2 separate regions of the Mus musculus genome follow, and region 2 is linked to region 1. Evidence: chromatin loops called from intact Hi-C (ENCODE). Cell type or tissue: left cerebral cortex. All regions are shown on one strand. Links, peaks and the distances in the headings refer to the core of each region. The heading gives the core; the rest is flanking DNA.

Region 1 (11,827 bases), core at 4,561-9,560:
GGTCCTATAATGGATACAAATGAAATACTGTCCATAAACCCAGACTGCAAAGGCACAGTAACAATCTTCACAGTGGAACTTGAACATGACCTGTCACTAAAGATTACATTCAGGGGCTGAGAGATGGCTTAGTGGTTAGGAGCACTGACCTGCTCTTCCAGAGGTCCTGAGCTCAATTCCCAGCAAGCACAGGGTGGTTCGAAGCCATCTGTACCATCTGTAATGGAATCCGATGCCCTCTTCTGGTGTGTCTGAAGACAGGTACAATGTACTCATGCAAATAAAATAAATCTTTTAAAAAAGAAGGATTAGGTTCAGCTTCATAGACTAGAAAATAAAACTAGCTTAAGTCAGAAAAGATGCACATTTCCCTTCCCTGTTAAATATGTGTAGGAACTGGCAGTTTAGGACTGGAGTTTAATAGCTCTGTGAGGCTACCAGGAACTCTAAGACCCTCTGGTTCTATCACATCAAGGATCTGTTTCTTGGTTTCATGGTTCAATATGGATGCTAGAGCTCTATTTTATCTGATCCAGACATCAAATCTGTGAAACCAAGACAAGAGGACCTGCCCTTCTCTTTTAAGGTGATCACCTAAGAACATCATACACAAATGTGTCCTTATGCGGAGTTTAGTCAAGGTGACCACTCTTCAGAAAGGGAAGAGGAGAGATGTGGTCTGTCAGATGTGCTACTGTGTGCTCATGTAAGAGTTGAATTGCTCAAGGACATAGGGAAATTTTTTGACTAGGTCTGTCTTTACAAAACATCCTAAAATTACAACAATCAAAAATCAGCCAGTAAGCAATAACAATCATCGTCTCTCCTCCAGATCTACAGGTTGTGTGCATTCAGCTGGGTAGTTTCTTCTGCGGGTCTCACTAAGGATCTCATTCGGTTGTAATGAACTAAGAGGCTAGGATTCTGGAACCTGTCTCTTCATTTTTCTCACAAACTCTCATCTCCCCAGTGGAATGCCTAAAATCACAAAACAGATTCTCCCAGGTCATCTCAAAGCCCCTTTGCCAGTCCATCCTAACCAAAGCAGTTACAGGGCTAGAAAGAAACATTCTTTCTTTTTCTAGGAGATTGGTGATTGACACAAAATTTGCAGTTCTCTTTAATAAGGCACCAGAAGAACAGGCATTTGGAAGTAATTAGCAGCCTTTGTCTCACCTCCCTTTAAGAGAAATCCTGTAAAAGTAAGAGTGTCATCATTACACAAAATTCATGATAAAAAAAAACACTTAGACATTAAAGGAAAGCAGAGGGAACGTATGCTAATGTAATAATTCTCACACCAGCTCTCCATACAGCCCGTTTTACTTGCCTTCTGTTTCTCTGATAAAGCATTCACTAAGCCAATTTGGGGAGGGGGACTTATTTCATCTTACATTACCGATAATAGTTCTTCACTGAGGGAGGTCAGGGCAAGATCTTAAGGCAGGAACCTGGAGGCAGGAACTGAAACAGAGACCAAGGAGGAGCGATGCTTACTGGCTTGCTTTCTCTCATTTATTCAGCTACTTTTCTTACCCAGCCCAAATCCACATGCATAGGGATGACACCCACAGTGGGCCAGGCTCTCCTGTATCATTTAGCAATTAAGAAAGTGCCCCACAGACAGAACCATAAGCCAATCAGATGGTTGCTCAACTGAGGTTCACTCATCAGCGACTCTAGTTTGTGTCAAATAGACAAAAAATTAACCGGCACAAAGCCCTAGTAACTATGGGTGCACTAGTTCAGACAACATTGAAAAACAATGAAAATCAGACACTCAGAGATAAAGAAATATGACAGGCCAAAAAAAAAAAAAAAGTTTGCTGGGTGTGGTGGCGCACACCTTTAATCCCAGCACTCGGGAGGCAGAGGCAGGCAGATTTCTGAGTTCGAGGCCAGCCTGGTCTACAAAGTGAGTTCCAGGACAGCCGGGACTATACAGAGAAACCCTATCTCGAAAAACAAACAAACAAACAAAAAAAAAAGTCAAAGTGCTCACCCTAACAATTTGAGTAATACATATAAAAATGATAGTAACTTATTAAATTCTCTCATGACTGAAAATACTCACTGCTGGTAGCTGGAGAGATGCCTCCAGTTAAGGTTGGGAGATGGGGCCACCCACCCAACTCCAAAGTCTTAACCCAGAATTGCTCCTGTCTAAAGGAAATAGGGGACAAAAAGTGAAGCAGAGACTGAAGGGAAGGTCATCCAGAGACTGCCCCACCTAGGGATCCATCCCATCTTCAGACACCAAACCCAAACACTACTGTGGATGCCAAGAAGTGCTTGCTGACAGGAGCCTAATATGGCTGTCTCCTGAGTGGCTCTGCCAAAGCCTGACAAATACCAATGCAGATGCTTGCAGTCAACCATCAGACTGAGCACAGAGTCCCAGATGGAGGAGTTAGAGAAAGGACTGAAGAAGCTGAAGGGCCTTATCTGGTGTCAGTGGGAGGGGAGGCCCTTGGTCCTGTGAAGGCTTGATGTCCCAGTAAAGAGGAATGCTAGGGCAGTGAGGCAGGAGTGGATGGGGGAGCACCCTCATAGAAGCAGTGGGAGGGCGAATGGGATACAGGGGTTCCAGAGGGGTAACTGGGAAAGAGGATAACATTTGAAATGTAAATAAATAAAATATTCAATAAAAAAGGGTGTCTCTTGCTTTTTGAGACGAAAAAAGTTCAGTTTCCTGTACCCATTTCAGATGGTTCACAACTGCCCTTGACTACAGATCTAGGGAACACCCTCTTCCGGCTTCTGTAGGCATCAGCACATGTAGTATTCACTCATATAGACATGCACAAACATAAATAACAATAAAAAGTCTTTAAAATAAAAGACTAATAAAAAGTAAAAGAAACACATGAAGTTGAAAGTGAAAGGGGTGATATGGAAGATTTGGAGGTCAGGACTGGGGGTGGATTTGACCAAAACATCTTATATATGTGTGTGTTTATATAAAATTGTCAAATAAATTATTTTTATCTCTGTATGTATAAATATTCATTAAAATGATTTTATCTCGAAGCTAGAGAAAGTACCTAAGGAGCTGGAGGGGTCTGCAACACTATAGGTGGAACAACAATATGAACTAACCAGTACCCCCAGAGTTTGTGTCTCTAACTGCATATGTAGCAGAAAATGGCCTAGTCGGCCATCACTGGGAAGAGAGGCCCTTGGTCTTGCAAACTTTATATGCCTCAGTACAGGGGTACACTAGGGCCAAGTAGTGGGAATGGTTGGGTAGGGAGGGTATAGGGGACTTTCAGGAAAGCATTTGAAATGTAAGTGAAGTAAATACCTAATAAAAAATTGGAGAAAAAAATAAAGGTAGACAGGTGAAAAAATGTTTTTATCTCATATCTTTAATATTTTAATACCATGTCTTCTATCTTTATAGTATTTTAATAACATGTAAAAATTTATTTTTATAACATTTTCTATTTTTTAATATCATGAGACTTTAATCATGTAGATAATCTCCTTTTTTACTTTTTTATATAAAATTGGCTGGAAAGGAGTTTTCTGATTAATTATCTCTTCAGGCAAAGGCAGGTCAATGAGGGACCATTGTGCCTAGGAGCCTGGGCATTTTGTTGTCTGAGCCTGGGTTCTGAAAACTGCTGTGAGGTTTGACTGTGTCCCCACCACACACCACACATGCAATGTAGACAAAAATAAATGTTTTAAAAGATCTATAAAGTTTAAGATACTAATGGCGTAGAAAAGTAGCAATGAAATTGGAAGAACAAAGAAAACTATCAGCAGGTGGGGAGTGAGAAAGGACCGAGGGTATGTGGGTAACAGACAAAAATCACATGTATGAAAATGTAAAATTAACAAATGTGCATGCAATAGGGCAATTCCAGTCATGAGTCAGCAGTTCACAAAATAGTTACAAGACCATTTCAAAATAATGGGATAATGACAATATAATATTAATACATATAACGCAACACAAGCTAACACTTCTCTTTGGTTTCTTTCTTTTTTTGTGTGCAGGGGGTGTGGATGGGGTGGGGATAGAACCCACTATGAAAACATGTTGTCTATGAGCCTATGTCTATGAGTCTATGCTCATAAGCTAGCTTGTATTTAGCACCTATAATGTGTCAATATGCTGCAGGTACTTTTATCATTCTGATTTTCAGTCGAGAAAACTGAGTCTTCTGAAGTTAAAATGCCCAAGGATACAGAGCCAGGAAAGAGAAAGAATGGCCTCTAGAATGGATTTGGAAGGTGCAGGCTAGAAAAATAAAGATTTCAGGACTAGCCTCAGCTACATAGTAGGTATGTGGCCAGTCCAGGTACATAACACCCTTCTCAAAAAAAAAAATTTTTTTTTAATTTTAAAAGCTGGCTCCAAGCCAGGCCTCATGAATTTCAGATCCCGAGGCATGGCACACTGCAAGTCCAGCACAGGGGTCTTTGATGACTTCATCCAGCATGGTGGGTGTGTAATGCCTCAGGATTACCTCCCCCCCACCCAGTCTCCTTGCCTTCTTCCTAGCAATCTAAGCCATTCGCCATTCCCAGTGAGCAAGAGACATTATATACGTGGGGGGGGGGGGGGGCGGAGTAAATCCACTTGGTGGAATTAAATTAGAGTCAAGCTGGGGCTTTAGTTCAGTAGTAGAGCAAGCCCGGGGTTTGATCCTCTGGGGGGTGGGGAAGAATTAAAGTCAACAAGCTAACAATTTAAATAATGCAATCTTGAGGGAGAAGGACCGGCTGTAATGCTAGAAAGGCTATAGCAGGACTGGCATTGCCACGGACTGCTAATAGAGGGGGAAGTTGGTTCAACAAGTTGGAGACCTTCCTGGCAATTTTTCAAGAGATATATTTTAGCATTTTAGCTCACTCTTTAATCAGTGATCCTCCTCCCAGGAAATTACTTAAAAGGAAACAATGCAAAAGAATAAGTTGGGTGCACCCAACTTTTCTTTGTAATAGAACTGCAATAGCAAAAACAATTAAAACAGCACAAATGTCTGATACTGAGAGACGATTAAACAAGGATTAAAGGTTTGTGTTTGAGAAGCCACAGCTGTTCACCTTTTTCCCCCTCAGAAGCCTTTCTGAGTCCTGAGCCTCACACAGCCCCCAGGTGCTATCGTTAAATAAAACAACAACAATCACTACCACACACTCTTGTTCTGCCGGGCTGCAATGGAGGCAGCCCAATGTTTTCTTCACATTTAAAAAACTGAGAACACACTCCACCTGCCCTCTTTTAGCTCTGCATAAGTCTGTGCTCTTTAGCACATTTGCTGTTTACAGTTGCAACTCCCTCACAGTTGTCTCACCATTTCCAAAATGTTTTCTTTCCTGAAGTTGTACATAAGCTTCTGCCATTCAGGATGCCCGCCAGGACTTTGCAAGACACTGGGGCCTGGATGCCTCCCACATCAGTGTGACAGAGGCCAAATCACAACTCCACTCACTGCAAAGCCTCTCAGAGAGATGACCTATAATTATAAGAAATACATCAAATAATGATTATTTTTATTGATGTCAAGCTGCATCTTTATAATGAGCTGTGTTAGGAGAAAGAGCAAGTCCTCTCTCGGCTAATGCCCAGCTCCAACAACCTGTTTACAAACTAGATACGCAGAATACAATTAGTTCTTACCATTTTGTCCAGAAGGGCCCCCACCACACCACGCTGTTTGGAAACAGTGCAGGCTGCAGGGTACTGCCAGTTTTGAGGATGATATGAGCATCATTATTGAACAATACACCAAATACTCTAGACAGTTAAAACATCCCCTGCCTCATGGCCCCATGTTCCATCTAATTATTTCCTTTGTGCAATGTTTAATTGTCTTTCATTATAAATTGTGTTTGTAATATAGGTGACCTCATTTTCCTGCATATTCTGATAGTCAGTAGCATTCCGTGTGTTCAATGTGGTGTATGTCTTTTTTCTTACATCAGTTTTTTTCTCCTTACTTCTGTAATACAGCTTTTCTTCAGAGGTAGAGGGAAAAAAAATTGGGAATTCAAGGCCAGCCTCAACCACATAGGAAATTTGAGGCCACCCTAGGCTACAAAATCAAACAAAAATTATATTTGATTTTTATACATTTGTAGATTGATCCCAGGGTCTCACACATAGTAACAAGTCACTGAACTACAATCATGAGACTCTAAGCAGTACATGACTGTGATCCCAGCACTTGGGAGGATCACAAGTTCAAAGTCATCCTTGGCTACATAGCAAGGCCAAGGCCATCCTGATCTTGAGCTCCTCAAAGGGAAGGGTTTAGAAAAGATAGGAAGAAACAGACGATGGAAGGGTGGAAGGAAAGCAGGCGGGCAGGCATGGTGGCACATACCTATGTACCTAGTACCTAGTACCTAGAACCTAGTACCTAGAAGGCACTAGTACCTAGTACCTAGAAGGCAGGAGGATTCCTTTGACCTGACTTGGGACCAGATTGCCTGCTTCTCTCACATCCTGACTCCAGTTCTGCCACTTTGGGTAAGTTACTTCTACTGTATCGATGGTGACAGGGTTAGCCCTGAATTCTGGTGACACAAAACTTCTAGTTTAGAAGACCAGGGGTTGGTCGTGTTTTCTGTTTCCCTCATGTGTATGTGAGGGATGGTAGCAGTCGGGGGCACTGACTGCTCTGCATACAGAAGCACCTAGCACACACCCTGGGAAGAGTACGAGTTTCCAGTACAAAGCACTTTGAGGGATGTCTTCATTCCAGGCCCCTCTTTACCATTTCACCAGCTCCCTTCTCCTCTCTTCTATTTAATAACACAAGGACTTAGATAAGTTCATATTTAGTATTAAACTCATCGTTTCTGTGAAATGCTTTGTTTCAGTTACCACTACAGACAATACCAATGATGCCTTCAAAATGTTTTTAAGAAATTTAATATAGCTTTCACTGGAATGTCACAATTTCCAAAGTTATAGTTCAATCTCCCTTTAGAGTGGCTCACTCTAATGCCATTTCTTTTATATAAATAACATCAGAGTGCTTCAATCCAAAAGCTGAAGAATTAAAAAGGCAGAGGAGAAGCAGGTACAGGTTGGTCCATGATAACAGCATTTCTGGGCCAGTTGCCCATCCTATGTTGGATAGAGGCATTTCTGAGAGAGATCATTATTTTCCATTCTATGCAGTGGAAGCCTATATGGACTAATAGGTGCTTAGAAGGTGGGGAGACTATTGTTGAAGAGATCCCTAGGGACAAATGAATTGCACATAAAGCCATAAACACAGCAGGCCTGTCTGGGACCAGACTTCGATAGAAACAGGCCCTCCCTGACAAAAGAGTCTTCCAGCAGCTGGGCTCTCTTCTTTCTCCCCCAGTCCTTCAATATGCAATACCTCAATAGACTACAGAGCTGGAGGAGAAAGACTGAAATGAGGGGAAGAGTGAGCGCTTTCTCAGTCCCCTTGTATTTGGCAGAGGGGGAAAAACCCTTTCTGTATATTTTTTGCTGGGATAGTGAGGTATTTAACCCTTTAAGCCCTTAAATCTGATATCCAACTCTCCGTATGTCCTGCATACCCCCTATTCAAAAAGCCTGGGAGAGAGGGGGGAAAGGAAGGGAGGAGGAGCAAAAGAAGAGCAAAAGGAAAAGGAGAGAAGGAGAGAGAAATCAAGCTTGAATGGCTCTCCAGGACGGAGGCCTGTAAATGATTGCATTTTCTGTTCGTACTAGTTAAAAGATACTGTTGATGGTCTTCTCGTTTCTCAGAAAAGGGAAATTTTACACCTGTTAGATTATAGTCTTGGAGCTATTTATTAGAGAGAACGTATCATGACGGATAATACCAACTCTCTATTATCCATGAAAAGAAATAAGTAAAAATCACTCCTAGGTCTAAATTTGACTTGAACTGTGAGTTTCAATACCCTTTCTTTCCAGCCCTTCTGGAATTCTTGGAGCAAAACACATTGGCTTTAAAATTTCTTTGCAGTCTTCTTCAAACTAGGCAAGTAATAAAAACAAATAATCCCATGGCCAGTAAAGGAGGGACTGAGGAGAGAGAATGAGGACTGAGTAAATAAGAGATGGAGGAGGGGAGATGAACCAGTACCCGGCCCGGCCCGAAAGAATGAAAAGCAATGTCATTTGCCCAAATCAATATTCTGCATCCCCACAGCCACACAGCAGTTCTCCAGCTCAGGAAAGATTTACTGTACTGCTCCTAGGTGCCAGCAATTGTTCTCAAACCTGCAAAGTCTGAAGTGGAGGGAAAGAATTCGATGTTGTTTAGAGGCATGTCAACACCATATTTCAAGCAATTGTGAGAAATAAACCATTACCTATTAAAGAAAGGAAGAAAGAAAGAAAGAAAGAAAGAAAGAAAGAAAGAAAGAAAGAAAGCAAGCAAGCTGTGGTAGTGCTCACCTTTAATCCCAGCAAAGACAGAGAAAGGCAGATCTCTGTGAGTTCCAGGCCAGCCTGGTCTACATATCAAATTCCAGGCCAGCCAGGAATTAGGGATACTATCTTTAAAAAAAAAATCTGAGATATATATATATATATATATATATATATATATATATATATATAACCCTCAAAAGATGGCAGTGAGGGCGCCACCAGAATCTGAGACCTTGCTCTTGGACCCACATAGAACCTGAGCCATTGCAGCCTCAAGCAGCCCAATTGAGCTGGGTGACCCTAGCTCCCTGGCACCCAAGGGTGGGCCTGCGTCTCCTCCTAGAACAAGAAACTGAAGTTGCAGCAGTTACTGCCTTGCTGTGGATGCTGCCTTGACCTCAGCCCTGGGCAGTCCCACCAGTCTTAGATCATGAGTGTCCCTTCTCAGCCACCATCCCTCTCCTAACCTCCCCTTCCTTTAAAAACACTGGGTGTCCTTTCAAAAATGCCCGGTGGGCTGAAAAGCAGGGGGCAGAAGAACCATCTCGGGGAGATGGGGGGGAGCCGAACTGCCCCAGGTTTGCCTGTCAGAGCACTGAATGTAAGGCCTTTCGCTCAGTTATTTTTATTCAGGGCCCTTTCTTTCAGGTTCTTGTCCTCCTCTGTTTTTTTGTTTGTTTTTTTGTTTGTTTGTTTGTTTGTTTTTTCTTTCTGTTCAGCTACTTGTGTTTTCTGATCGGGTAAATGATTTGCAGCAGGAAATTAGGTATCTCAATTCCACAAGCTCTGTGGTATTAATGGTATATGTTCCAGAGCCGGCTCCTTATCTCAGGCTCTCTCTCTCTCTCTCTCTCTCTCTCTCTCTCTCTCTCTCTCTCTGTGTGTGTGTGTGTGTGTGTGTGTGTGTGTGTGTGTGTGTGTGTGTGTATGTGTGTGTGTGTGTGGTTTTTTGGTTTTTTGGTTTTGTTTTTTGGTGCGCCGCGCCGCCCCCCCCCCCCCTTCCCAAATACTTGCAGGTTATTTTGCGATGAACAGAACAGAGCGCTGTGCAGCCCCGGAATCTTCCCTCCCCCTTTTTTACACAATGCAAGTCTTAATTAAACATGGGAACACCCACGCCTCCCTTCCCACAGGACCCCTTCTATCTGCCCCCACCACCGAAATACCAGCCTTGTATGGCTAGGGAAAGCCTCGTGTTGAACTTCCCAATTAGCAAGACACAGCGCAAAATAAAAGACTCTAAAGAGCTGTTATCAGTCCTATTTTTGGATTCTTCCTTTTAGGCCTTACCCAGTAAATGTTTTGTTGGCTTTAGCCTGACTGAAATCTTGCAGGTCTGGAGACATGAGATTACAGGCACTATAGATCTTTAGAAGTAAGATTTGTGTTTTTATGAGTGATGGGTTAGGATTAATACATTTGTAATGTGAAATAAAAGTTATGGATCAATTCGAAGGGGGCATTTTTTTCCCTTTGTAAAAGTTTCATCAGTAGCTTTTTCAGAGGTTCTAAGCGGCTCAGGAAAATACAGTCATTTCGAGGTTTAGCAAATCAAACGGAATTAGACAACAACCTTGCATTTTTCTTTCCTGGTCAGACAAAGAGGGAGTGGTGATTTACCAGTAGTGGAACCTGGGAATGGAGGCTTTCGTAATGCAAATATTTGAGCAAGCATAGGATAGGGTAGGGGGAGGGTGAAATCAGGGTCAGTCCCTCCAGAGGATAGGGTGACCATCAATTCAGAACCCTAGAATCTGAAGTGATGGAATCAGAAACAGAAGACAGAAGATCATTAAGGCAAAATGAAAGAGAGAACGAAAGAAAGAACGAATGAAAGAAAGAAAGAAAGAAAGAAAGAAAGAAAGAGGTGGGGAGAAAGAAAGAAAGAAAGGAAGGAAGGAAGGAAGAAAGGAAGGAAGGAAGAAAAAAAGAAAGAAAGAAAGAGACAAAGAAAGGAGAATTCTAGAGCCAGATGGTGGAAAACCATCATCGAGCTACCAGAGATCTGTTTTACTAAAAAGAAGTCTCAGACAGACTAGGGGTCTTCAGATGACTCTTCTCTAGGTCTAAGGAATCACGAGAATGCACCACCAGGCCCCAAGAAAAGCCCTAAAGGTGGCAGATTCAGGTTTTCGCTTAGTGTTACATCTCTGCAAGCTTGCCTGGGCCCCGCCCCCAATTATTTCCTTCTAGGTCCACAGTTTCCTGAGGTAGGCAAGCAAGATTCCGTCCAGCAATTATCTCCCTTCTCGCATTCACGGGGCGGGGGGACATTAACCACGAGTGCACTGAAGACGAAAGGTACAGATGGGTCTTTTATTGAACACTTGGAAATGTTTGCAAAGCTTTTGTTTTCTTTCTCCCATTCATGCCTGCAGGATCACTTGGATCTGCCAACTTCAGTTCCTAGAGGCTGAACCTGGAAGGCTCGGCCCACTCGGAGCCCCCGCTAGGGGGCGCACTCTGGCTGTGGCTCTAAGCTGAACCCGACAAGGGTGCTGCTTGCTGGTGGGGTGAGGGGTGACGACTGGCGGGACTCAGACAGCTGGGGGTCCCTCAGGCCTCCGGAAAAACGCTTGAGTTGAGTCCTTTGCGGCTCCATCCCAATGCCCTCCTGCCCCCACCCCCACCGTTCAGAGAAAAAACTGTATGCGGACCCCTCCAGCCTGGATGCACACCCGGGGTCCTGAGGTCCGGTTGGTGATGGAGAGAAGAAAGCAGATGGCGGCGATTAAGGGGCTGAGAAGTTTCCCTCTGGGATCTGGGAACCTGGGTGGTGGGAGAGCAGCAGCAGATGGGAACCTCCTGCCAAGGGACTCCGGTGAGGAGCCCAGAACCCAGCCATTTGCTTCTCCACAGTGGGAGGGGAAGCACGCCCTGCACTCTGAGCACAGACTTGAAGCAGCGATCTCCTTGCCCAGCTCTGTATTTAGAGCAAACCTGGAGGAAAAAGACTCAGTAGCCGCCTGCCTGGGTTGAGGGGGCCGTATTGGGGGTGAGGTTGTCAGTTTTCTCTCAAGTTATCACTCCTCCACCCCCTCTCCTGCTGCTGGGTAACACAGGCAACATAGACTGGCAAAGTTTACAAATAGGAGTTATCCTAACAGTAATCACACCCACATGGCCATACCTTGAGGGCTCGGCTGAGATCCAATGCGATCCTTCCAAAACAGAAGGGGGAAAAGACCCTCTCCCTGCTGAGCCCTAATAAGAGAAAAGCACAGCTTAGGCAGAGGACACAGGCAAGGGGGAAGCAAACGCGATGTAGTCTTCCCAGGAAATCCAAGTTACCCGTTTGCACTTCTCCCGGGCGGCTCCTTTGAAAGCACATCAACAAACCCGGTCCACAGACGGATCTCAGCAGCCTGGGGAGAAGTGAGGCAAGGGTAGGAAGTGAAGAGTAAACTGGGGGGCAGAGACGGTGAGGGCAAGTTCTAGGCAAGCGGATTATGTCACATTTCCTTCTAT
Region 2 (11,827 bases), core at 3,740-8,739, 210 kb before region 1:
CAGCTCTTCATAATTAATGCCAGCTAAACTCTGCAATCTCCTCTCTAGCTGTTCCCTCTCCTCCCCTCCCAACTTTTGCCATATAATTAAAAAATTTAAACCTTTAAAATCCCACCTAATAATAAATGAGTTCCATTTACATCCCTGGCTAAACTTCCATTATTGTCTGAGTCCTCCTGCATCCTGGTAAATGGCCATTTCGTGTTGGTTTTAATTTATTAAACACACACCACTCAATTTTCAGTGCCCTGTAGGAGGCTCTTTCAGTGTATAATAAAAAGTTGCTGCTGTTTATTCATATTTTAATGATATCATGAATACAATGGTGCATGTTCTGACTCCTATTCTTAGAGAAACGGTCTCTGTTGGATTCTCTCTGCCATTCACTTTTCTATTTATTGTTGGACTTTGCTATTATGATAATTCCAGATACATCAAAATAATATCATCATGGGCCAGTTGCTTTGTTCAAAAACAAGCCACCTTGTCAATTTGTTTCTTTTTATATTCAATAAAAGAGCTTACAGCTGGATTAATGTTTTAATTGAGCACCATTTGTATTTGTATCTCCTTGTAAAAAGTCAGTAGTCATCCAAATGCTGAACTCATTACTGTTCTCCAGCTGCTGTAAATAAATCCTCTGTCAAATGCTTAAAAGTAGACATATTCCTTCAGGCTGACACACAGACACTGTGTGTACATAGAAAAGGTCAACATTCCTGTCCATTTGAGAGTTACCTGGTTAGTCTGATAAATGTATATAGGCAAGATACAACATTTTGGCTTCAACTTAGATACCCAGTGACAATGACCATGAATTCCCACTTGGAGATATGACATATTAACCCATACTCTTGCAAACTCTAATTCCCATGAAACTCTATAGAAAGAAGGAAAGAACCTTCTTTAAATTCTAGGTCAGTGGGCAGAAGTGTTGGTTTACTTGGTTGAAATGGCATCCCACAAATTTTTCTATTTCCCTATTCCACAGCCCCTCCAAGACACACACACACACACACACACACACACACAAAGCCAGTTTCAGAAAGTTGATTATATTTTCCCAGAGACCTGCTAGCAAAATAGGACTACAAAAGGATGAGACTAAATGTGAGCCAAGAATGTGGTCACTTCAACAAGCCCGTTTTACTGTGTTTCCCTGTCATCCACCCACGGTTATCACTACCTCAACTTCAAGGGACCCTCCTACGTGGACCAGCTAAGGCAGTATATAAACCCACTGTGATGAAAAGGAGATTGGTTTTTTTAAAAATAGCCCTTTTGGTTTTATAGCTAAGTTACAATTATGCTGTGCAACTTATTTATATGAACAGCTCAGCTACATTCCTTTATTAGGCTAAAATTCATTCAGAGAGTCAACCAATATTTACCCAATGCCAGCTAAGTGGCAGTCACTCCATATTTTCAAAAGATTGAATGAAACCCACACTATAATTTACATTTACCCAAGTTAACATGTTTCTTTTCACATAATTCACCGTGAAGTCTTCCTATATCCATAACCTATGTTCAGAATCCACAGGCCACAGCCAGGTCTCATCAATCCTATGCCCCAAATTCCTTCCCTCTATCCCTCTGCCTCCGATATACACTCCCTCCCACCACTTAAATCCAGGCCGTGGACTTACCACAACCTCCTAGCAGATCTTCATGACTTCATCTTTGTCTTCAACCCCAAATGACCAACAGAAAAAACAAACATGGTTGTGCTGTTCCCCAGTTAAAATCCCTGACGTTCTGTAAGTCTACAAATCCCCAGTCCCAGATACCCTGTAGTCACTAGTATTGAGCTCTTCCCTGAATGAACTCAAAGAGCTTTGGAACTCAAATGATCCATGTAACATTAATATAGACAGAAAGACTTGTTACATGTTAGCATCTTTTTACCACAAACCTCTCATCTCCCTTAGATACTCTAGAGCTTAGATGCTGGAGACAGCTGGCAGAGAATTATGGTAGGTTAAATTTCCATAAGCTACAGAACTAAGCTTGGGCAAATGATAAAAGAATTGACTAAATTCTCAAGCTCTGCTTCATTTGGGCTAAAAAATCAAGGATCAGGAATTGACTCATGAAGTACACACATGCTGAGAGGAGCTTCTGTTTCCTATATACATCTAGGAAAACCCAACAAACAACTATAATCAAGATCACACACTAGCATTTAGACAGTTCTATCCTAAACCAGGCAGTGATATATACCTTTAATACCAAAACTCTGGAGGTAGAGGCAGATAGATCTCTGAGTTGGAGGCCAGCCTGGTCTCCAAAGTGGGTTCTAGGACAGCCATAATTACATAGGTAGACCCTGTCTCAAAAAACAAAGGTGGTGGAACATAGAACCAGATCTAACATCTTGATGTTGAAGACTATGTACATACCCAGAGGAAACCCCAGCAAAATCAACACCTTTATAATGCTACCTCTTTGCACTTTTTGCCTGGAAACTATGTACAGGTCATCATGAAAGGACCTAAGTAGTGTTTTTATATAGTAACATGCACAGGAATAAAGAAAACAAACAATTACCTATCATCTCTTTACTAATATATGAGATACATGGCTACATTTTAAACTTCTTATTGAAATATAGTGATCACACGGAATAGTTTACCACAAAAAAGCACCACTAACATTTTGGTGAATATACATATGGTCTCTTGTAAATATAGCTATGCATTTTTACCAAAACAAGGTCATACATAAATATTTCTTATTTCCCATATTTTCATTTTTAGTAATAATGTGTTATAAACAATGAGAGTCTTTTCAAACCATTAAATATTCTTCTACACTATCATTTTAAGAATGGCTTAATACTTCATTATTCAATTCAGAAGTACTACATTTAGACATTGATATTGTCTTCATGCTTCATTATTATCAGTAACACTATAAGGAACACCTTTTAAGACATTCTTATGCTTCTATATTTTTAAGACCCTCAAGTTTTATAAAACTCCTAGAAAATAGAATATATTAATGATATCCTAGACATAATTTTCCCTGAGACTAACATTAAACTTTACAATCAATAGTGCTAGGAGAAATTTTTAGATTCACTAATTAGAACTTAAGTTTCTCAGAATGGAAGTGATTCTGATTCTACATGGTCAGCATAAGCAATTCAAACATCACAACTACTAGAAGATGATTAACCAAGGTGTTTAACCTGAGAACCCAGGTCTTCAAATTCAAAGGAACATGTGAGATAGACTGCTATAGAAAGAGTTTGTAGTAAGAGAATAAATTCAGTTCAATATTTCAACCGTGTCAAGTTTATAAAAGAAGAGTTTAGGGGACTCCAGAGATGGCTCAGCTGTACAAGTGGAAGGCCCGGAGTTTAGATTCCCAGCATTCAAACAGAGGCCTGTCCTGACTGTAATCCCAGTATATAGCAAGCTGGCTAGCTAGACTAGCCTCAGTCAGCAAGCTCTGGGTTTAAGTAAGAAACTTTATCTCAGTGTATAAAGTAGAGAATAATGTAAGGCAGACACCCAATATCAACCCCTGAACTCTGCATGCACTTCCCCCCAACACATGCAAATATGTATATGCACTCACATAATATATATCACATGCATGAACACACATAAAGAGAGAGTAGGCGTTAGAAAATATAAGAATAGGCAAAAAGATACATTTTTTACCTTCTAAAGAAGGCTAAGCTCCTAATCTCACACTTGTGATCTCTAAGGGGACAGGTGATAGGGAGATTTGACTCCTCTCCTCACCCAGGTGACATGGCCTCACAGGCACCACTTGAAGAGCTTAATGTGTGCTCAGTGGCAGATGGTACACACTGAACTGGAGTTGACACACTTTAGAAAGTCAATGTAGCTGGACACATCAGATTAAAAGGCTGTGTCTAGGAAGTAAATACACTCCCCTCCAGTGACAGTTCAAATGTGTGTAAATCCCAGCGACCATATGTCGACACTGCCCGCAAGGGCAGCCTGCCGCCTGCAGAGCCTTCCAGGACTGAGAGACTGTGTGTGTCACCCAGACAGAGAAGGAAAAGGGATAGAGATGCTGCTCAAACCAAAGAATGGGGCACAGAATCCACAAAAGCGCTCTGTGATCATCATGTTTAGCGTTTGACCAGTAGTAACAAAATCATCCTAAAACAGACCCTCTTTCCCTTTCTCTCTTTCTATGTTTCAAATCCAAGGGGATCAGAATCCTAAGCAAAGGGCTGGCAAAGAACTATAAGTAGGGGAAAGAAATTTAACTCTAACTCAGGTTTGAAATATCTATGACCTAACAATATTATCAATTGGTTTGTGAATTACAGTCACCTTAAAACTTGTTTGGTTTTGGTTTTTTCCCCCTATGGGAAGCCAAGAATTTGAGGGACTTAACTGAAGTTTTTTGCATACTTGAAAAAGATGTTTTCCAGTTAAAAATTCAAAGAAACAATGGGAGGCAAAAAAAAAAAAAAACAAAACCAGTGATGCCTTCTGATTTCATCCCAAGATTCTAGTCTATTCAATGGTCTATTCGATGTACACATTTGTGGAAATTACATGGGTCAAGAATTGGGCTAAATTTTTTATACATAAGTATATTTTTACAACCCTATAATACATTCTGTCATCATACTCATTTTATAATTAAAGTAACTAAAATCCAGAGACATAAGTAACTTAACTAAGATCACCACACTTCTATTAATGTCAAATTCAGAACTGTTTGACTCCACAACTCATGCTTTTGACTGTTGCCATAGTAACTTATTGGTAAACACTTTGGTATAAAAGGAACAATTCTTAGATTATGAGGTTTAGATTACCATACAATCACTAACCTGAATATATTGCACATATCTGAGGGGGGGGGATTCCAAAATACAGTCTTTAAAATCAAAATGGCAAGAAAAACACTTAAGTTTTTATTACTCAGGGCTCACAGCAGCTAAAAGGTTTCAGCAATATTATATGGCATACAAATTGCAGATTTAACTTGGTTGAGGAGCGTCCCCATGCAATCACCATAATATTTTATTGTAGAATAACAGCACAGGTCCTGATCCCTAGCCCTTGGTAAACATGAGTAGCTGGAATCCATTGTTGCAAAAGCTTAACATCCCCCACGCATGGCATGGCCTCGACCTGAAAGCGAGTTTTCTATAGCCTAACATCAATAGAAACTTCTCTGCTGTAGATTAGACTTTTATGAATTGGGATTAACAGAATGAGCATACAGTGACCATCCTTATTAGGGAATGCTTTAATCAACTAAAGCTGACTGAAGGAGAAAAAGAGTTCTCAAAACAGACCAGCTGTATGACTCTGCTAATTGTGACTTAATCCCAATTTATAAAAGCACCTGTGTTACTTGTCATTCGTCTTGTTCCTGCCAACTATACCAGACAATAAGGACCTCTGTGCCGTGAGGCAGCAGGAGAAGGTAAAACTTTGTATGTCAGTATCTACAGGGATTAGAATGATATAGTTTCATTTTCACTCTGGTCATTTTGAATATTCCTTTCCGGAAATGGAATTCTACAGCACCATCTACCACCTCCGCTCCTCACAGCTCGCTTAACTCAGCCCAGCACACAGGGCTACATTTTGTTCCTCTGCCTTGCCTGAAATGGATGCTTCTTTCTTCATTGTTTGGAAGAAAGAAATTGGAAGTGCCTTCTACCGAGAGGCTCTTAACAGATTGTGGGACTTCTGGTTTCTTTTCTGAGACACATGAAAATGTAAATCATCTTTCCTTCTACAGGCAAGGCAGCGTGACCCTGGAGCATACAATCAACTGCCCTCCCCTTCACGGGCCTCACCAGCCCACTCTCCCTCCTCTTTCACTGTGATTCGTTCTCTCTCTCTCTCTCTCTCTCTCTCTCTCTTCTCTCTCTCTCTCTCTCTCTCTCTCTCTCTCTCTCTCTCTCTCTCTCTCTCTCTCTCTCTCTCTCTCTCTCTCTCCACCACCCCCAGAGCCCTGGAGCTTGAAGGCAACAGCCAAACTCTTTTATATTTTGAAAGTAAGAATTGAAAGCTTGTCTGAGTTCAAAGAATCACTTGGTACTAAAAGGATATTTTTATGCATTCCACAGTGGAACAAATATTAAAAGATATACCAAAAAGAAAAAAAAAAGAAAAAGAAAAAGGAACCTGGACTCAGCCAAAGGAGCAGAATCTGAACATTCATGTTGTGTCTCCAGGAACTGCCAAATTCTTTGCCTTTCTCTCAGGACCGCTCTGTGGAGCTTTGAGTGACAGGCAGTATGGCACAAGCCACGATTTAAATTCTGCTTGCCTCATTCTTTGCATAGACAGCAACGGGCTGATAGAATGCAACTAAAAACATAATTCAGATGGGAAAATACAACATGATTTTCACAGAAAGAGAGGAAGAGCACAGAGACATGGCTTAATATAGCCAGCAGAGGGCGCGGCTTACACATGTAAGTATAAACAAACCGTCCCTCGAAGCTGTAAGGAGCTCCTGCGGTTTTTGTTACAGATTTTGCGTTTTTCGAGTAAACCACGTCCAAGCTCCCTTTAACAAAACTCTAGTATTGTCACATAGTTCTCGCCTCATGATTAAATAAGACTATGTCTACAGCCCCTTCGGTCACTCAAACTGCCACTCTTCTGCCCCCTGCTCTGGCATGGGAAAAAAAGTGGAGATACACTCCCTCAAAGGACAGCTTCCCAGAAAGAGTGACCTGTATTCCCAAGCAGCCTTCATTTGTTTAAGAGACTTGCACCTAGAATTTCTTGATCAAAGCTAATGTGCTGTAAATTTCTTCATTTAACAGACTTAGTCTGTTCAACTCTTGACACTGGGAATTGGGATTTCCCAGAACTATTAGCACTGCACAGTAGGCATTCCATGCCAGCCAAGAACCGGGGATTAACAGGTATTTGTCTCAGCTAATTTCACTCTCTATACCGGCTCTATAGAGACTAGAGCTTCTTGGCGGAGTGTGTGCCACCCTGCTAATTGGCTACGAATGTAACTACTCCCGAATGCCAATGGAGCTGGGCCTGAAGAGGCTAGAGGCAAAAGATCCTTATGATAGACATACATTTGAGGCTGGTTGATGGCACAGTAAATGTAGATGGTTCCTTTGCCAACCTCTACCTCTTGCTGACTATCAAATGCCCATCCCGATAGATCATGGGGTGATGTTTTTGTTTTTTTTTTTAATGCACATTCATATACATACAATCAGTGACAGTTGAATCCTCAAAATCCTGTACTAACAAGGAATTTTCATATGCAAAATCTTGTAGAAACAAATATTTACATAGTGTCTATTCAGAATGCATATACTGAATCGTAAGGCTTATAGGTAGCTTCCATAGAGCACCCAATTTCCTGAGTCAAAGAAAAGCATTATACATATCAGGATAGGAACAGAACACAAGAATTATTTCTGAAATAAAGATTGTATACAAAAGGAAAGTTGTTACTGCTTTCTCACATGTCCTATTCTTCTCCTTGCTAATAATTAATCTCCTAATAACATGTACTACTTCTAAAGCTTGTGAAACAGGAATTGAAGAGTCAAATATTAAATGATACTATGTATATGCATTATCTGTTGTTAGATAATACATTCTGCTGAGTGTAGCAGCTGAAAACAACAGTTATTACCTTCCGGTTTCTATAATCAACCAGGTTCAATCCAGGAGCAGCTAAGCTGGTGGCAGTGTTTCAGTCGCTTGTAAGGCTGCAATCAAAGGGTTGGCCAGAGGTTTCAAGGCCCCAATGACTGGCAAATGTACTTCAAAGATTATTCACATAGCCGATGGTTAAGCCACAAAAGATCTGTTTCTAAGCTCACTAGCTGGAGCTTCTCTGCATGGTTACCTCATATGCTGTGGATTGAATCTTTGTGTCCACACCTCCTATGTTAAGTCCCTAACCCCCAGTATGACTGTATTTGGTGTGAAGGCTTCTAAGTGGGGTTACATGGTGGAACCCAGATAAGAAAACATACTGATTCTCAACCTCTCTGTCTCTCTCTGTCTCTTTCTCTCTCCTTCTCTCTCTCTCCCCCCTTTACCTCTCCTTCCCCTTCTCTTCTCTCTCTCCCTTCCTATCTGCTCCCTTCCTTCTTCCCCCTTAGAGAACATACCAAAAATGGTCCTATGAGCACATACAGGATGGCAGTCACCCACAACCACCAGAAAACAAACTGGCTGTTTCCTTGACCTGGAATTTCCAGTCTCCAAAATTATGAGAAAATGGATTTCTGTGGATTAACCTGCCTCGTCTGTAGTATTTTCTTAAAGCAACCTAAGCTGCTGAATATACCTCAAGATGAACAGCACATGAGGGTGTGCCTGAGACAGAAAGCCATAATCTTTCTATAGCTTAGCACTGGACATTAGGATCTCATTGCTTCTGCCCTGTTCTGTAACCAAGTGAACAAGCCTAGACTATATTTCAAGGGTAGGAGATTATCCAATGCCATGGATAGCATAAAGTAGAAATCATTTCTCAGTGTGTTTGCTTTATCATGATGACCAGTAGTGGCTTTGTTGTCACTTAGCCTAGGGGGTACATAGAGATATACTAAAACTCATTCCACTTATATTCTTACATCAGCAATACCTAGAAATTTCCTCGAGATGAGCATTGAGGATATAAAGAAAGCAAATAGCACAATGTTCTTTTTAAATGTCAGTTTGATGATGATCCCCAAATTTCCTCCATTATATGCATTAAGATGACATCAAGTCACATAAAATATATTTAGTAATTCTATTGTGTCAAAGTAAGTGTCCAGTGTGCCCTACACAATACATTTGACAGCCTTCTTCCATTTTGTTATTCTACTTTGGCATTTAATGTAGTTCTATCATAATAGAATACTGAAATACTATTTAGTTAAAGAATTGTCATTTGGGGTAATAGGAATACCTCAATAGCAGCAAAGAGGTCAAAATAACTCTTCAAATAAACAATAGCTAAAATTAAATTCTGGCCATAACCAAAATACAAACCTAAAGAATGAAAGAAAAGTCCCCCAAACAGAAGCTGAAGTTGACCATCAACGTTTGCAGAACTGGAAACAGGAGACAAATTCCACTGACATACAGTCCTTTGGCCTCCCAGTCCCATTAACATAAAAATCATTAGCACTATGCAAATCACTAACACAATCAAGATTCCCAGAGCAATTTCAATTTCCACATCTGCAAAGAGATCTAGTCTAGTTAGTTGTACAGCTAGAGCTTCCGGAAATTTTGATTAATTACAAGAAAACATGATAGTCACCAGAAAAAAAGAAAAAAAAAAAAAAACCTTGTAGTTAATCCAAGTTCTGTTAGTCAAGGTTACAGCTTCATGCAGGGAGAATTCCATTCTACAACTGCTGATACACCTCTCACTACAGCCACTAATCTCATAAACTTAGGACACTGGGTAAGACAGGCACAGCAAAGAGGTTGACTGCTTCTAGTATTCTTACTGAAAACTAAAATCACAGAGCACAAGTAGTCCAGCTGCAGCAAATTAGGGAGGGGACAGTTAGATCCTTCTGTGCTGTCAAATACTGGTTTACCATCTCAACCATGGTGAGTCAAATGGCAAAATCACATTGAAGAAAGAAAAAAAATCATCTTCTTTGAATTTGCTCCCATCAACCAATATCTCTATGTGACACTCAAATTCTGCAATGGGGTGAAACAAAGTGGTATGTTCCATTTTGTAAAACACTATTAAAGTTTTTTTAATCTTTGAATTAGTGTTCCTTTAATTTTAAAATAATAAAAGATTTCTAGGAAGTTGCCAAGAGGTTCAAAGACAGGCACATTCAATTTTTCTAAATGGTTACTTCCTACATAACTATAATAATATGAAAGGGAGAAAAAAATGGCTGAACACACATCTATAGCAGTTTTTCTCAACCTGTAGTTGCGACCCCTTTGGGAGTCCAATGACCCTTTCACAGGAGTTGCCTATGACTATTGGAAAGCACAGATATTTACATTATGATTCATAACAGTAGCAAAATTACAGTTGTGAAGTAGAAACAGAAATAATTTTATGGTTGGGGCCACCACAACATGATGAACTGTATTCAAGGGTAATAGCATTAGGAAGGTTGAGAACCACTGCTCTAGAGCTTTGTGCAATGGTATTACATCTATCAATTCATGTAAACATACTGAAATCAAGACTCAAATCTGTTCATCACTAGAATGATCTCCACAGTGTTCCCTTTTAGAATCCTATCCATTCACTACTCCCAACCCTTGGCATCACTACTTTTTTCTCCATTAACTTCAGTGTGTCACCTTATTTTTAATTAAAATATAATTATATCACAGAAACTATCCCCCACCTCTCTTTCCCCCCCCTCCAATTCTTTTCAAGCTCCCCCCAGTCCCTCTCAAATTCAAGGCCTTTTTTTTCATTGCTATTATTCAGTGTCATTTTAAGAATGTTGTATAAGAGTGCTGGTTGAGAGTATTTCCTACTCTTTCAAAGGACACAGGCTCAGTCCCCAGCATCTATAACTTTCCCACCTGTAACTTCACCTCCAGAACTCCAATATTTTCCTCTTTCTCCACATCTCCACAGGTATAGACACCTCTCTCTCTCTCTCTCTCTCTCTCTCTCTCTCTCTCTCTCTCTCACACACACACACACACACACACACACACATACACACACACACACAGACACACACACACATTGTGTGTGTCTGTGTGTGTGCATAATAATAATAAAATCTCTAACAAGGTTATATATATGGAATCATACAACACATGACTTTTACTTACAATAATACTCTATGAAGCTATAGAATGAAGAAATTTTTGGCAGTTCTCTAGGTGCTACATGCTCTAAATACTACATTCATAACTTATTAGTTGATTACATTTGAAATTTTATCAGTTGAAACAAAATATAGAAACTTTACCCCCTTTAAGTCCCTTTATTATGCCTTATTCATGATATAATTACCTGAAATGTTTCCTTTAATACATTAAGAATCACATAAAAGATTTTACATACTTTTGTTCTTTAACTGTCAAGTAAAATTAAGAGAACTCAACAGGAGAAAGAAAATCTTTATACATTTTGGGGACCCAGGAATCACCATACAAACCACACAAACACCAATCTCCATCAGATCAGGATAGTTTATTGAGCATACATCCCAGGACTGATCAACCAGAGTAATGGTCTAGATTTGGGAACTGAACCAAGTCAATTTCTTTAAATATGAGCTTTCATGTTTGGAAGTTCCTTAAGAATCGGTTTTGGAGGATTCCCCCAACCTCCTATTTCCTGAGGTTGTCTGTCTCCATTCTTTTCTGCTGGCCCTCAGGGCTCCAGTCCTTTTCCCTTACCCAATACCAGATCAGGTTCCTCTCTCCTCTCTCCTCTCCCCCCTCAACCCTGTTCACTTTCCCTCCCAGGTCCCTCCCTCCCTCCCTACTTGTGATTGCTTTCTTCTCCCTCCCAAGTGGGACTGAGGCGTTCTCACTTGGGCACTTCAGCTTGTTGAACTTTTTGAGTTCTGTAGACTGTATCTTGGGTATTCTGTACTTTTTTTGGCAAATATCCACTTATTAGTGAGTACATACCATGCATGTCCTTTTGGGTCTGAGTTACCTCACTCATGATGATATTTTCTAGTTCCATCCATTTGCCTGCAAAACTCAGGATGTCTTTTTTTTTGAGTGAGAAATATTTTATTTATTTATTTATCTTATTATTTTATTTATTCACATTTCAAATGTTGTCCCCATTTGTGTTTCTCTTTCCATGAAAACCCCACCCCATTGTCTCTACCTTTTGTGTCTAAGGGGGTGCTTCCACCAACCCACCC

The links. Hi-C counts contacts between places; a loop is a spot of excess contacts. Peaks named below come from ENCODE experiments on the same cell type or tissue, not always from the same donor. Only the 100,000 strongest peaks of a DNase experiment are listed, where the experiment ranks them.
Region 2: a loop joins it to region 1, with 5 times the contacts of the local background. A loop is called at or near these places in 12 of 42 quality-filtered maps.

Annotation. Positions count from the first base shown.
Region 1 is chrX:93,270,667-93,282,493 of GRCm38, forward strand. No RefSeq gene overlaps it. Among named protein-coding and RNA genes, the nearest start is that of Arx, 9.9 kb to the right of the region's middle. In left cerebral cortex, for the core only: no CTCF peak of the experiment used is centred there; no DNase peak of the experiment used is centred there.
Region 2 is chrX:93,063,518-93,075,344 of GRCm38, forward strand. No RefSeq gene overlaps it. Among named protein-coding and RNA genes, the nearest start is that of Gm38657, 11 kb to the left of the region's middle. In left cerebral cortex, for the core only: a CTCF peak has its summit at 6,414 (motif pointing right); DNase peaks (open chromatin) are centred at 5,645 and 6,406; H3K4me3 peaks cover 687 bases; H3K27ac peaks cover 245 bases.